2 separate regions of the Homo sapiens genome follow, and region 2 is linked to region 1. Evidence: read pairs that join two places in POLR2A ChIA-PET (ENCODE). Cell type or tissue: OCI-LY7. All regions are shown on one strand.

Evidence for each region. Peaks named below come from ENCODE experiments on the same cell type or tissue, not always from the same donor. Only the 100,000 strongest peaks of a DNase experiment are listed, where the experiment ranks them.
Region 2: POLR2A ChIA-PET joins it to region 1 with 12 read pairs; 2 of 35 experiments call an interaction of 5 or more read pairs at or near these places.

The regions. Positions count from the first base shown.
Region 1 is chr15:44,794,760-44,802,759 of GRCh38, forward strand. No RefSeq gene overlaps it. Among named protein-coding and RNA genes, the nearest start is that of TRIM69, 62 kb to the left of the region's middle. In OCI-LY7, a CTCF peak has its summit at 4,251; a DNase peak (open chromatin) is centred at 7,782.
Region 2 is chr15:45,183,269-45,191,268 of GRCh38, forward strand. SHF (Src homology 2 domain containing F) reads right to left here and starts at 4,698. Exons shown (of 7, transcript NM_001394037.1): 1 at 4,186-4,698. The coding sequence starts at 4,683. LOC124903481 (a long non-coding RNA gene) reads left to right here. Exons shown (of 2, transcript XR_007064608.1): 1 at 1-3,190; 2 at 4,847-5,550. RefSeq lists enhancers at 1-381, 3,126-3,678 and a silencer at 4,593-4,642. In OCI-LY7, no CTCF peak of the experiment used is centred here; a DNase peak (open chromatin) is centred at 4,813; H3K4me3 peaks cover 1,511 bases.

The sequences.
Region 1 (8,000 bases):
AAACAAACAAAAAAAAAGAAACACAGAATCAAGCACAGACAGGCCACTGTGAAGATTTAGTTCATGGTTAGCAGGAACAGATCTTCCCAAGTAGTTCTGGAAATGAGGCCAAACCCATTTGTTTCCATATGGTCCCAGACAACCAAAAAAAAGACAGAAAAATTTCAAAGGGTAATGGAAAAACTTCCAGGCATCGTATGGTCATTCATCACATCTAACTGGCATCTTGACTCCTGAAATGCTGGATAAATCTCCCTTGGAAGTTAGCCATGTAACTGTCCTATACATGTGGACTTTATTTTTCAAAGTAAAGGAATAACTTTTTATTCAAGGATTCCTAAGCCATGTCCCCTAACCAAATTAAATATTCTTTCCCCACTGCAGTCATTTATGTTATTAGTAGTATTATTTTTCTTTCTTGTATTATCCATTTAACAATATTTCTGGAGAACCTACTGTTCACCGAGCTTTTTTGTGGACACAGGAATAGAGTACTGAGTAAAACAGTCCCCTCCTTTCATGGAATATATATTCTAGTTGGGGTTTTGGGTGAGACAAATAATAAACAAAAAAAGAAGTAAATATATATGACATATATTACAGTATAGATACATAAAAATACACATACTGAATATATGATATATAATGGTGATTAGGGAGAAAAATAATTGAAAATTGTGGAGATACAGAGTTCCAGTGATGAGAGGAGTTTGCTATCACACATAGAATACTCAAAGAAGACCTCACTGAGCTTGTGACATTTGAGCAGAGAGCTGAAGGAAGTGTGGAAGTTAACTGCACATACCTGCGGAAATAAAGTTCTGGGCAGAGAAAATGCATGTACAATGGCTCTGAGGCAAGAAATGCTTGGTATGTCCTAGGAAAAGGAAGGAAAACAATGTCTCTAGACTGGAATGAGTGAAGGGATGAGTATAGGACACGAGGTCAGAGAGGTGTACATAAATACTTGCTACTAGACCTCAAGTTCTAAAAAGTGAGGACCAAGTCTTAATCATCTTTATACCTTCCCTAGCTCTTACTAAAGCAACTGGCACATAGAATGCTTTAATAAAATGTTCATTGTAGTTATAATGAATGCATAGTTTATTTATGTTTTATGTCATTTCTAGAGCATTCCTTTTATTATTATAAAGAAATTGGCCAGGCCCGGTGGCTCACACCTGTAATCCCAGCACTTTGGGAGGCCAAGGCAGGCAGATCACCTGAGGTCAGGAGTTCGAGACCAGCCTGGCCAAACCCTGTCAAAACCCTGTCTCTACTAAAAATACAAAATTAGCTGGGCGTGGTGGCACATACCTGTAATCCCAGCTACTCGGGAGGCTGAGGCAGAAGAATCGCTTGAACCTGGGAGATGGAGGTTGCAGTGAGCCGAGATCACGCTATTGCACTCCAGCCTGGGTGACAAAAGCCAAACTCCTCACCAAAAAAAAAAAAAAAAAAAAAAAAGAAATTAAATTTAGTTTTCATTTCTATTAACTAGGTTTAATTCGGAAATCAGTAGATATAATTCTGTTAGATGGATGGATGGGTGGGTGGGTGGGTGGGTGGATGGATGGATGTGTAGATGGACCAACAGATTTAGATATACAGATGTCAGATTTGAGCAAAACCCTAGATCCTGGCCATGATCATACATCTGTACCCATGGCCAGGATCCAATGGGCCTCTCAATTTATCCTTAACTTGCTTATTTGCAATTTTATCCATCAAGTGATGCCACATGAGGAATTTAAATATCTGGACTAAGTAGGAGAGGTTATTGTTTGCTAAAGCACCACTGTCCCAAGCTCAAGAATGTTATGCTATTGGCATTTATAAGCCCAGTTCTAGGCATCATTATCTCAGTGGCCTTGAGACATTACCAGTCTATCTCAGAGATTCAGACTTGTCTCCTGATTGTATCTCTATCTCTTTCTCACTTCTTGGATGATTTACAATTACTTTCTCTCTGTCTGTTCCAGCACAACACTAACAAGTAAGGGCTCAGCTGACTTAGTCACACTTGAAGTCCATGAGAGGACTACAAGCCATTGATATCCAGTGCGTTCTGGATCAAGTTTTTGTTCCTTTTTTCATTTACCTGGGTGCTAGTCAAGCCTGAGGCTTAACTAATATGGGACCAAATTAAATGCTAAATGAATAAATTAATGAGCAAGGCTTAGATCTCAGTCAGACCTTGCAAGAAGGAAAGAGAGACCATCCATTAAGTTGAAGTTTAACAAATTTTAAGTTTGTTGTAAAATTTTTACTCTGATATTTGAAGAAGTAAGAGATTCATTCTTGGCACATACCTTCAGTTGTTTCTGTGAGGTTGGTAAATCCATTTTCCATGTTGTTATTATAACAGATCTGAGGACATTAATTGATATGTTTCACTAGAATGTGAGTTCTGATAAGGATGTCAGAGATGAATACAACACATTCTCCTGCAAATGCACTTTGGAAATGCCTTGTCTCACATATGGTATAAATTCTAATTGATATCTTTCACCAAGTATTCATTTACACCATGCTGTTTATGGCAGAAATTCCCTATATACTATAACTGTTGTCCAAATATAAGACTTCTCATGATAAATTTCTCTTGGCTTTGAATGTCAGGGGAAGTTTATGTCTTCTACACAACTGGTCTATGTGTTTTCGTCTGACAATAATAACTAGACAAACCATTGGATTTCCCTTTTTCTGTCTTGTCTTTTAAGAATTTCAAAGTTTGAGCATTAGGCTCCATTTCATTACCCCTCACTCCAGACTCCTAGTATATATTCCTACTGCTGACACTGCATGATTTCTGATCTTCATTTAGCTTTATTTCAGCTTTTCCATTGTTTTGAGCTTTACACTGAGGTTTGGAGAAGTTTGAGGGATGCCTCCATGAGAAACAGGAAGAATATATATTGTTAGCAAAGAGATACGTAACTTATTGCTTGAAGAGATTTGACAGTCATGTAGACTTGAACTAAAATATCAGCTTCAGTACTTGTTAAAAGTGTGAACCTGACTGAGCAAATTGCTTAAATTATCTGAACTTTAGTTTCTAAGAATAATAAAATTTTGTGAGAATTAAATAAGATAATGCATAGAGAATGCTTAGAATCCTATCCAGCACCTTGTATGTGCTTAATAAATGATATTTCTACGTAACAAATAAAAGCCATTGAGAGACAACTTTAATTTATACAAATAATTAAACAAGGAGTGTTTCTTGAATATAATAGAGTAGCTAAAGGTTCAGACTTAGAAATCACGTTATGTGGGTTCAAACCCCTACTCCATTATTTTCTATCTGTAACCTTAGGCGAGTTTTATTATGCCTTCATTTCCTTATATTAAATGACAATAAAAACAAAATCTACCTCATAGGGTTATTTTAAGGAGGCAACACAGTATAGATGCTTAAAAGTTTCCAGCACACAAGCATGTAATAAATGCTATTACTGCTTTAACTAGTATTATTATTAGTTGACTCTAGATTCAAACTAAATTTTTTAGAGATTTCTACTCCATTTTGGCCTCAAGAAAAACTGAATATAATAAATAATGAAAACTGAATTGGCCTGGGAATACAAAGATATTTTTTCTGGGTTTATTTTCACTTCCACACTGGGAGCTTTATTGATAACTTTAGAGATAAACATTTATGTGGAAGTAAATACACAACACAAGCCCAGAAAGGTACACACTGTAACTTTTTTATAACAGAAAGGAATTGTTGGGGATAATGTATTTCTCTCATGCTTCTGAGTCAAAAACCAAGCAAACTGAAATAGCCCAACACCATCATGATCGATTCCTTGTTTTTATTTCATTTTACTCTTTGCAATATGTTTTCATATTTAGTCATATCTCTTTTGATCCTCAAAGTGAGCCAAATAAGAGGACAGGACAGGTAGTTATTATCAATGATAAAGTGAAGAGTTGAGTGAAGTGACTACTCAGGGCCACCCAGTTGGCAAGTGACTGAGCTGGATTCAAAACCAGCTGTCATCCTTTTTCCTCACACTACACACATTGCCCTAAGTCAGACTTCCACACTGGAACTGTTTAATCTGTTAAAAAAAAAAAAAAGAAAAGAAAAAGAAAAGAAAAAGCTGATTCTGCAGTGACCACTGAGACATCTAAACAGAAGCCTCACCTTACCCCCCCTCAGGAGACAGGGCCATTGGACGGTCAGAGTGCCCCTTTCCTGTTGTTTCTTGTGCATCTGGATTCAGCACACAGCCCTGTCATCCCCCAGCTGTCCACTAAGCACCGCCATCAGCAATAAAGGAGTTACCACTTAATCTCTGGTACTTAAAATGGGAAATTGAAGCATATAATCACAGGATTAGAAACAGCTGAATCTAGGGACGCTGAAAAACCCTTTAGAACAAGTTGCCAAATAGTTTTGCTCTTTGCCAAAATATCTTTTCTCTTTATTTAACCCTTTCTGAGTTATAAGAGAAATGCAATTACAACCATGATATTCTCTACTAAAATGAACAGCTTCTGCTGTCTAAGAAAAAAAGGAAAGATTCAAAAATATACCTGTGACTATAATAGCTCTTGGGAGGAGGAAAAGCCCTCTTGAGTCATCCAGAGTCAGGCCACTTGGAAATTGACTATACATGTAGGTTGGGAACTAGGCTGGTTATTAAGCTACTGTATCTTAGCACCACCCACTCACCTGTTACTCTGTTACATGATTTTGAGGCTGGACTCCACAAATAAAATTTATCCTTTGCCATCTGGTTTCCTGTTAGGCTCTGCCAATAAAGGGTATTAGAGGAAGACTGCAAACCTAGAGGATGGCAAAGGGATTTGCCCCTTGCTCTTTGCTTTCTGTGTCTGTCAACATCCCCTCAGCAATAGTTCTTCACCCTAGCAGCAGCATTTGGGTCTAGGTCTTTTTTTTTTTTTTTCTAATTTCCAGAATCAGCCTCATTGGAGTCCCTGCAGAGACACCAGCACCAGCCAGGTGGCACCTCCTGCTCCGTGGTCTTGTTCTCAACTTTATGGGGCTCTTCATCCAAGCTTCTAGGTTCAACTAATCCACTCTACCCTTTGCTCCCCTGTTCTAACGGTGGAAGATATTTCCTGTAGTTTGCATATCTTTCTGGAGTTATAGTTTTCTAAATACCTGTTTAGCAATTCGATTCCCTATATTAAATTATCCCTGTTAAAATAACTGGAATGGTTTCTGTTTTCCTGATTGGACCTTGATGGATACAGGATCTAACTTTATTTGTATTTCAGATATAGGTTGGAATGGTCACTTTCCCAAAACTTTTATTAATTTATTAATCCAAGAGAACATATGATATGTCTGGCATTCTGCTGAGGACTGGGAAAAGAAATATAAGTGTCTTCTACTAATTTAGTCCAACAAACCATGAGAATACCCAGATAAACCCTATGCAATCTGAAGTGCTAAAAGAGATATATAAAAATTGCTGTGGATTTTTTAAAAAGAAAGGAGTATGCTATAACAAAAGTATCTTAGAAAAAAAATTTTTTTGAAACAAAAAAATGGGCTGGGTGCGGTGACTTACGCCTGTAATCCCAGCACTTTGGGAGGCCAAGGCAGGTGGATCACAAGGTCAGGAGATCGAGACCATCCTGACTAACATGGTAAAACCTCGCCTCTACTAAAAAATACAAAAAATTAGCTGGGCGTGGTGGCGGGCGCCTGTAGTCCCAGCTACTCGGGAGGCTGAGGCGGGAGAATGGCGTGAACCCGGGAGGCGGAGCTTGCAGCGAGCCGAGATTGTGCCACTGCACTGCAGCCTGGGCGACAGAGCGAGATTCCATCTAAAAAAATAATAATAATAATAATAAAATAAATAAATAAAAAAGGAACAATTAATTTTGTTAAGGAGGATTCAAAGACAGATAAATAAAAGAACCATACTGAAAAGATTGAAAATGAAGGTTTTAACATAGACACAGGGAAGGGAACAACACACACTGGGGCCTGTGGGGGAGAGGGAAGGGGGAGAGAGAGCATTAGGAAAAATAGCTAATATATGTTGGGTTTAATACGTAGGTGATGGGTTGATAGGTGCAGCAGACCACCATGGTCCACGTTTACCTATGTCACAAAACTGCACATCCTGCACATGTACCCTGGAACTTAAAATTTTAAAAAAGAGAGAGAGAATAAAAGAAAAATAAAAAAAGAAAAGAAAATGAAGGTTTTAAAGGGCCACGTGAATTTACTGTTTTTTCATTCTCCGCAAATTATCACAAGGACAAAAAAACCAAACACCGCATGTTTTCACTCATAGGTGGGAATTGAACAATCAGAACACATGGACACAGGAAGGGGAACATCACACACCGGGGCCCGTTGTGGGATGGGGGGAGTGGGGAGGGATAGATAGCATTAAGAGATACACCTAATGCTAAATGACGAGTTAATGGGTGCAGCACACCAACATGGCACATGTATACATATGTAACAAACCTGCACGTTGTGCACATGTACCCTAAAACCTGAAGTATAATTAAAAAACAAGACAAAACTGTAGTTGTTTTTAGTTTAAAATAGTTTAAAAACAACTATTAGCACTCTCAATTTTCATTAATTATATCCATAACTTAAAAACTATTAAACCAATCTGGCCTGTTGAATCTCTGCGTAATTCTTCCAGCCATTCAGATTACATTAATTTGTAATATACCACCTTCCACAGGAGTTGTATTTCATATTTCATAACCCTCCCCCACAAACACGCACACAAATGGTAAATTTGTTAACTCTCTTTTCAAGGAACACACACTCTTACAACATGGATTACGCAACTATAGAGCAAGCCCATGAAACCTAAAGTACATTCCATGATACGTTACTTCACTGGGGGCATTAGTAGGTAGTCCATGAATGAAGGGTACAATATATAAATAACTTTGAGAAATGCTGGACTGAGCAGACAGATTTACTTGCTGCAGGAATTTTCAAAGCTTTTAATATCCTAATATGTTTGTGAATCCCAAAGACAACGTTACAAATTGCAGCCAGCTCTCCAGATCACATTTGCTTCATCTTTCACTTATCCATCATATCCAATCAGATATTTAAGTTCCCTCTAGTTTCTTCCTCCTCCTTCCTTCTTCCCCACTGTGACCATCCAAGACTTTGTCCTGGTCTTTTTTATCTACCACCCTCCTACCTGACCACCTTGCCTTACTGCTCATCCCCCAGGTCAGTCTTCCACAACAGTCAGACTTCCACTGCAATCAGAAAACTGCAGCCCACAGACCAATGCCAAACAGTTTATTCATAGACCAATGCCTGTTTATTCATAGTTGATAAGCTAAGAATAGTTTTACATGGTTATGTTTTAAACAGTTATATAAGCACCTACATAATATCATTTTGTGTCTTTTGCAAAGCCTAAAGTATGTACTATCTGGCCCTTTTAGAGAAAGTTGCTGACTCCTGCTTGACACCCCTGTCAGATGCATTTATCCTAAATCACCTGTACTTTTTATGGTTTCTTATCACAAGTTATAATGGCTCCTGCTTGTTTAGCCTCAATGACAGAAAACCATGAACAAGGAAAACCCTCTCACCAAGCAGGGAAGTGGGGTCCTTCTTTTAGGTTTTGGCAAAGAGAAAAATTGTTGTCATCTGCTGACTCCAGTGCAAAATCAGGGAACACTAGAAGTATAGAAAGTCCCTTTCTGGGGATACAAAAATGTGCATGCACCAGAGAGTGGTAAACAGAAAGAATGACCAATTTTGTCAAAGCAGAATTACCAAACAGGAAGCAGAAGGTACAGGCAGTGATGCACTGACAAATGTCTCACAACTGGCTTTCCACTGAGATGCAGGAAAGATTTTAATTAGAGGTGAGAAGCCTTGATGTGTATCATGTGCCAATTTCCATGGTGTAAATGCTCCCACCACGCTTGTTTCAAGTTACAAATAAGACATCATGGAACAGAGTTGGGAAGAGACACACTCAATGGGCTTTCACCCTAATACAGCAGGAACA
Region 2 (8,000 bases), 390 kb after region 1:
TAATCTGGGGATAGTAGTAGAATCTTCCTCACAGGATTGTTTTAAGGATCAGTTGGTCTAACACATGTCAGCTGCTTCAAAATGGTATCAGGCACAAGGTAGGTGCCTAGTAAATGTTAGCCACTATATTATTAAAGACAAAAAGACCAAATTTCTGAGTCCTTCTGGAGGAGGCCCACAGTGATAGACCTAAAATAAGCTCCAAGTTGTGAAGCCCTAAGGCTAGGCACCAGGCTCTGGGGGCACCCACAGGCCCACCGTATGCAGGGTTTGGGCCCCACTTTTGCTCTCACATAATATGTTGACTCTGTGGTGAGGGCTAATGGAGTGGGCAGCAGGTATCCTCCAAGTCCTGGGCCCCAGCCAGGGCTTGTTCAGCCTAGCCAGTAGCTCCCACCCATGGTCCTCAGGGTCCCAGCTGTTCCTGGCTCCCAAGAGGCAAAGTGCCAGAGCTGAGTTGTCATTGAGTCACTCACTGGCCAAGGTAAGAAGCACAGATGTCTTCCAGACAGAGTTGGTGCCACAATGTGGGGTGACAGCACTGGGTAGAGTGGACAGGCCTGCCATCCAATCCCCCAGTAGCTGCAGGCCTCAGCCATCCTCAAAGCAGCAACGGCAGCACAGATGGCCAGCCTGGGCCACAGAGGCTTAAGAGGTTTAACTAGTCTACAAAAGTTCCTTCACCTGGACTCCTACCTTCTCCTCCCTCCCTTCCCCAGACTCTCCTCCTCCCTCTATCTCCATCTGCAACATAAGCAGACTGGATCTACAGACTCTGTGGAAGTCTTAAGAAGAAACATTAAAGCAAACAAACAAACCCCAAAAAGGCAAGTATGAGGTCTTCCAGGTGCTGTGTCCCTTTCAGCGCCTAATGACATACACTTAATGAACACTGGCTAAGAGATGGTCTTACATTGACTGGCAGCCCCTACCAATCCTCCTAACCTCAGGGCAGGAATATTTTGTTCAACTTTAGATGCCCTGACTGTATCCCTCACTTTACTCTTCCTATCTCTGTCTGTTTACTCCTTTCCAAATCTGTGCCTGGAGGACCCAAGTCCTGTGGATATCATCTATGAAGTACATCTATTTTTTAAAGTTCTTAATATTTTGGGGCCTGTGAAACCCTACGAGAATCTAAGAGCTATACCTTTCCCCAGAAAAATAGGAAATATCTGCACACAATTTCTGGCGGTTCATGAAGCCCAGGAACCTCTCCATGAGCTAAGAAGAGCCCTGGTTGTAATCCAGGGTGCCTGACTGTCTCATTGTCCGTGTTACCTCTCCACCCAACCCCAAACACGTATCTTGGCATGAGGGAGGCAAAGGACACACTGCACAGATGGTCACAGGCAGCTGAGAGCTTTGTCCAATCAGAGCCCTGTTCCCATATCCATCCCCTTCCCTAATTACACCAGGTTTTTCCTGCTAAAGGTCTGAGAAAAGGGAGCAAAGCAAGGGGCCCAGCTCTCTAGCCCCCACTGCCAGAGCATGGCCTGGGGGCCAGACGAGGGCCCAGCACCGTGAAGCTCTTCCTCTGGCCAGATGGCAAGGCCCTGCCTGCCCGTTGCAGGGCGCGGCTCCTGCTGCTCCCACACCTGCCCTGCCAGGCCTGCCCAGATGGCCACCCCTGCACCCCTGCCAACTACGGCAGTGGGTCCCAGGGTGGGCTGGCAGCCAGAACCCCACATGGGGAGAAGGCTAATGGTCCTGAACCCCCTGGGCCTCTCGGTACTGTCGAGGACCTGGTTCTCTCCTGCCCCCATACTAACTGGGTTTCTGCTCAATCCCTCTGGCTTGTCATAGAAACACCTCCACCCATTTCATCAAATCTCATGACCCATCCCTTCTCAGAGGGTTCTGACTCCCCCAGCCCCAGCCACTGGGCTCCAGAGGAGAGAATAGGCCAGCACAAAGCACATCCCTGTTCCCAGGCCTCATCACATGTCAGGAGGAGACCTCAAAGCAAGCCAGAAGGCCTGAGAGAAGGAGGAACAGAAAACAGGGAGAAAGCGGCCACATAGTACATAAACACCAGCTCCACTGGGCCACAGGGGCATGCGCCAGCTCACATCCAGGAGCAGCATCTCTTAGGTTTAGGGTAAGGGACTCAGGTACCTTGTTTGAGCTTTTCCTAGGGGAAGACTCAGACCCCAAACTCTGCTCCTAAAGGGGTGGGGAGCTGCTCTCTCTAAATGGTGGGAGGCCCCAGGTCAGGGCCCAGAGAGATAGCATCCCTGCCCCGGGCCAACTCAGATGGCATCCTGGGTCTTTCTCATCACACCCATTAAAGAAACCACAGATTGTATGGCTCCTGGGAGAGCCTGCTGGATTTCATTCCTGTCCCTGTAGCTGACAAAGGAGTCAGACATCTCTTGGCCCCTAAGTCTGAACAGCACACAGATCACAGAGCTGACCCAAGCTGAGGCATGGAGGCCCTTGGCAAGAAGAGGCTGTGAGTCTCTGCATAGAACTGTGTGGGTGCACCCCTTCCTTGGGGGTGTCTGGGAAAATGTGCAAGGGAAGCTGTGGCTAGGGGAGTCTCCGACCCTCACGCCACCCTGATAATGGACAGTCACCATTCAGGACATATTTATGTACCCTTTTTTATGTCAAGCATTGTGTCAGGCACTTGGGAGACACAAGAAGACATGGTCTGTGTCCTGGAGGAGCCCATGGCTTGGTGGGCAGCCTGTTAGGGCATCCAAGCCACTGTAGAGAGGAGAAGGGCCAAAGACAGCTCAGGCCCATGTTGCCTGTGCCAAACAGGCAGTGGTTAGAGAGGAGGAGACTGACTGGTCAGTGGGAAGAACAGGGCCTATCCCTCTCCTCTGTCTCACTGTCACTACCTCCATCACATCACACAATAGCAGGGGACAAGAAGCAGACGAGCACAGCCTTGGAGAAGTGCCCTTGAACCTTCCTCTGCAGAATAAGTATCCTGGCCCAGGATGGGCAGCCATGCCCCATGGCAAAAACTAGGGGAAAAATAATTTGCATTCCTGAGGCTTCTGCTCTGACCCTGACAGATCTCTCTCATCCAGGAAATCTGGCGGAACGGCGCTCTCTCAGCTAAAAAGCCTCAATCCTGGAGCCAACGGATTCGGAAAGCAACTTTGCACTCCAATCAAATAAAAATGTTCTTCTCTGCTGAGGAGAAGGGGGCAGGCCCCAGAACTGAGCTCTCGGGGTGAGTGAAGAAGGACAGCAGAGCCAAGGCAGCCCACAGAGTCATCATCACAGAATTTAGGGGCCTGGGATGGCTTTCAGCTCTCACTCTGCCAGGGAGGGATAAGGCCAACCCGAATCAGGGCAGGGCCCTGAGGCATGGTGGATTTCCTGTTCTCCTCCCTATCCTGGTGCCTGCAGACCCAGGAAAAGCTCCAGCCTCCCTCAGAATGGACCAGGGGGAGAGGGAGGCCAGGAGGAGAGGAGGAATGGGCTCAGCTGCTTAGCCCCATGTGGGCAACAGGTCCTGAGCACTGACTATCCTCATACCTGAGAGGACGAGGGAAGGAGGGAGGAGTGGGCCTGGACCCCACGAAGCCCCCTTGGCAAGAGCTGTAAGCTGCCTGTCTTCGCCTCCTGAGAACAACAGCCTATAGGGCAAAGGCCAGCTCGTGCTGTGTCCGCAAGGAGAAACCCGTCTTCACCTCCTTTCTGGGGCTTCAGCACCTGCAAGGATGCTTAGGCTGGAGAAACAGGAGGAGGAAGAGGAGGAGGAAGCAAAGAGGCAACAGGAGGGAAGAGCTTTGTGCTGGCTATGCCCAGGGGGAAGGGTCAGAGATCAAAGGGCACTGAGCCGCTGCTTCCAGAGGGGCAGAAAGGCCATCAACCAGTGGGGGTTGGGAGGTGCGCCTCAATTCCCGTTAGCAAAAGGCTCATGGATCAGGCTAGAGGGGGCTACGAAGTGGAGAGCCAGCCCGGGAGGGGGAGGGTCACCAGTTCTGGGGCCATTACAAAGGATAGGGCAGAGGGGCAGAGTTTGGGGCTTCCGTCTCAGATTAGTCGGTTGAGAATCTGAACAAAGGTGGGTGAAGGCTCGGAACCCCGGGGTCAGGGGCTCGCGTCTGCCAGAAGCTGAGACACCGAGGGGCCCGGGCCAGGCCACCTTTGTCCCTCTCGCAGCCTCCAGACCCCTGACCGCCTTCCCTCCTGGCCATCCCGGCCCGGCGCGGCACTCACCCTATCGCTGCTGGCGGGGGGTCCGGAGATCCGCTCATCAGCAGGCGGCGCCGGGGGCCCCGGGGTCTCGACCCGAATAAGGCGGTGTGGGGGAGAGCCGTGGCGCGGGGGCGGCGTGGGTCCGGGGGCGACAGGGGTGGCGAGGGCGGCGGAGCCGGACGACCCCCCGGAGTAGGGGTCTTCGAAGTCGCGCTCCCGCTGCAGCCTGTAGGCGGCCAGGATGTCCGGGGGCGGCGCGGGGGGCGCGGCCGGAGAGGGCGCAGGGGGGCGGTAGTCGGGCTCGGGGGGCGCCGGCTTGCTGCCCCCTCCGCCGCCGCCCCCCCCGCGGAAGCCCAGGTGCTCCCGGAGCCACTTGGCTACTCCGCCGCTGCCGCCCCCTCCTGGGCCGGCTCCCGCACCCCCGGCGCCCCGGCGGGACCCCCCCGGGCCGCCCCCAGCGCTCCCCTGCGTTCGCGGCCCCGGGCGGGAGCCAGCCGGAGGAGCTCCGCTCAGTAACATGGGGCCAGCCAGACTGAGCGAGGGGAGCGCAGCGGCGGGTGGGGGGCGGGGGCGGGGGTGGGGAGGGGGGCGGGGCTCCGCCGGGCGGGGAGGGGGCGGGGCGCTTCAGTAACAAGGGAGAGGCGGGGCTCCGCTCCCTAACAGGGTCTTCCTCCTCCCGTAGCTCGGAAGAGTGTACGCGGGCTTCCAGCCGGTATGCACAGGCAAGAAGTGAAGTGGGCAGCCCTGGGGCAGAGGATGCGACTACTGGACTGAGGTTGAATCCTTTACGTGTCGCCACGCGGTCCCCTGTGGGGAGCGCATCCATCCCCATCTGTTCTTTTCCCCAGCTCCCAGCTCGTGCGAGACGCAAAGAGGGGAGCCCCCAGACTCCTGACTCTAGGGAGCCTTACGCCTCTCCTCTTCCCTCTCCCAGGATCTCGCAACTGGGAAACTATAATCTAGGAGGAAAATCTAGGCGGGCAAGAAAAGGGGCTAGGTTCTGTAAGATGTGTCTGTAAGCCTCCTCCTCCCGTGCTACCTTGGGAGCCCCACAACCTCCTCCCATCCAACCGTACGCACTGCACATACCCGAACCTACGTTACTTCCCGATCCAGGCAAACACATCTCACATCACATACAAACAACTCCCTAGAGACGCCCACTTCTCCCGTGTCGTTTTCACACACGCCCTTCTCACACGCAAACAGCCCTCGCTCAAACATCCCCCACCCACGGGAGCACCTGCTCCAAACGGGCCCACATGGCCCTGACGATAGCATGCGCACGCACGCAGAAATCCCTTCCAGCCACATCCCGGGCTTCATTGTCAATCAGATTAGTAACAGAATGGAAACAGACAAGTCAATAAATCAAGTCTAGAAACAGTCCCAGTGTTGTCTATCACAAACTCCTTATCCTCTTGAGGCTCAGATGCTCAAGTGCTAGGCATTTTTGTCTTAGAAATAAAGCCAGTTCCGGCTGGGCGCGGTGGCTCACGCCTGTAATCCCAGCACTTTGGGAGGCCGAAACGGGAGGATCACGAGGTCAGGAGATCGAGACCATCCTGGCTAACACGGTGAAACCCCGTCTCTACCAAAAATACAAAAAAATTAGTCGGGTGTGGTGGCGGGCACCTGTAGTCCCAGCTACTCGGGAGGCTGAGGCAGGAGAATCGCTTGAACCCAGGAGGCAGAGGTTGCATTGAGCTGAGATTGCGCGACTGCACTCCAGCCAGGGCGACAGAGTGAGACTCCGTCTCAAAAAAAAAAAAAAAAGAAAAAGAAAAAAGAAAAGGAAAGAAATAAAGCCAGTTCCTCACCATAAATGTAGGCCTGAAGCCAACACCAACACATTTGCTCTTGGCTCTGCTGGGAAAGCAGCTGTCTCACCTCACTTTACCCCACCCCCTTTCCCCCACTGCCTCAGTGTCTCCGCACTCCTAGGTTCATGTCTGCCTTTTTTTTTTTTTTTTTTTTTTTGAGACGGAGTCTCACTCCGTCGCTGGAGTACAGTGGCACGATTTCAGCTTACAGCAACCTCCACCTCCCGGGTTCAAGCAATGCTCCCAGCTCAGCCTCCCTAGTAGCTGGGATTACAAGCGTGCGCCACCACACCTGGTTAATTTTTTGTATTTTTAGTAGAGATGGAGTTTCACCGTGTTGGCTAGGCTGGTCTCGAACTCCTGACCTCAAGTGATTCCCCACCTCGGCCTTCCAAAATGCTGGGATTACAGGTGTGAGCCAACGGCACCTGGCCATATCTGCCTTTTGAGGGCGCAAAAAGCCAAGAGGCCCCAAAGGAAAGGAGTTCAAAGCGGGGGGTGTAAAGAAGGATGTAATGGCAAAACTGTGAATCTCCTGGGATTCCCAGGGCCCCGAGTCTCAAAATATTTGTTGAGTTCCTGCTTTGTGCAAATTCTAGTTGGGCGAGGTGGCTCATGCTTGTAGTCCCAGGTACCTGGGAGGTTGAGGTGGGAGAATTGCTTGAGCCCAGAAGTTCAAGGCTGCAGCGAGCTATGATTGTGCCACTGGTCAGACAGTGCTGCTTGTATTTAGGACAGTGCTTCTGATCAAGCCAGTGCTGCTTGTATTTAGGACAGTGCTTCTCAAACTTTAATGTGGACACTAATCTCCTGGGGATCTTGGTAAGTTACAGATTCTGACTCTCTAGGTCTAGCTGGGGTGGGGTCCCAGGTGATACAGATACTGCTGGTCCCAGACCACATGTTGAGTAGCTGGACTGTAGGAGATACTGGAGAATCTGATGTTGAACTTGGTTTTATGAAGTATAATAGAGAAAATAACGTGCATATTTTTAAAATGTGCAGTTAAATTGACTAATGGTGCAAAACGAAGCTGGACATAGAGATGATAAATAGAGAAGAATGGTCCAGTTAATGTATATCAGAGAGTCTCCACAGTCACCAGGTGTGAGGGCATGGATAGGTAACTAATAAGAAATCCAATAGTTGTGGGCTGTAGCCAGGTATTTGGGGAAGGTACTCAATGCTACTGATACTTGCTTTCATGATCTCTGGAAAGGGCGTGATAATCATTGTGTGAGGATTAAGGGAGGTGATGAATATGAAAAAGGTTTGAAAACTGTAAAATGCTTACAGTGGAAGGTGTGACATGAGTTAAACTGCTTGACAGCTCAGAGGAATGAAATCAATCAAGTCTGCAGGCTTCATGCAGGACAGGAGGTAGACCTGAGCTGGGTAGGATTTGGACAGATGAAGCAAAGGAGTGAAAGGTCATTCCAAGACAGGAGGTCGGCATTAGCTGGACAAAGGCATAGAGGTGGGAACCCGCACACCATAAAAAAGGGGAGTATTCATGATGGGAAGAGTAGGAATAAAATAAGATGGGAAGGAGGGAAGATGTCATAAAGGCAGGGTTTAAACAATAATTTTAAAATTATAAAAACTTGTGTGCACCATACACTTACTCTTGTTTTAAAAGATCTGCTAATGTACTTTCCTCCATTACCAGAGTATGAGCTCCTAAAAGCAGGCAGTTTGAGCACCTCATGGAGTCAGGCAGCTTGATAGGAACCAAGGATACAGAGGTGAGGCCATCACAGCAAGGGTCCTCTGAGAATTGGGTGGAATTTTCTAGATCCAAATTCTGTTTACCTTTTCTTTCCTTTAGAGATGGGGTCTCACTCTCTTACCCAGGCTGGAATGCAGTGGCACAATCATAGCTCACTGCAGCCTTGAACTTCTGGGCTCAAACGATTCTCCTACCTCAACCTCCCGCGTGTGATCCGCCTCACCCAACTAATTTTTAATTTTTTGTAAAGATGGGGCCTCAGTACGTTGCTCAGACTGGTCTTG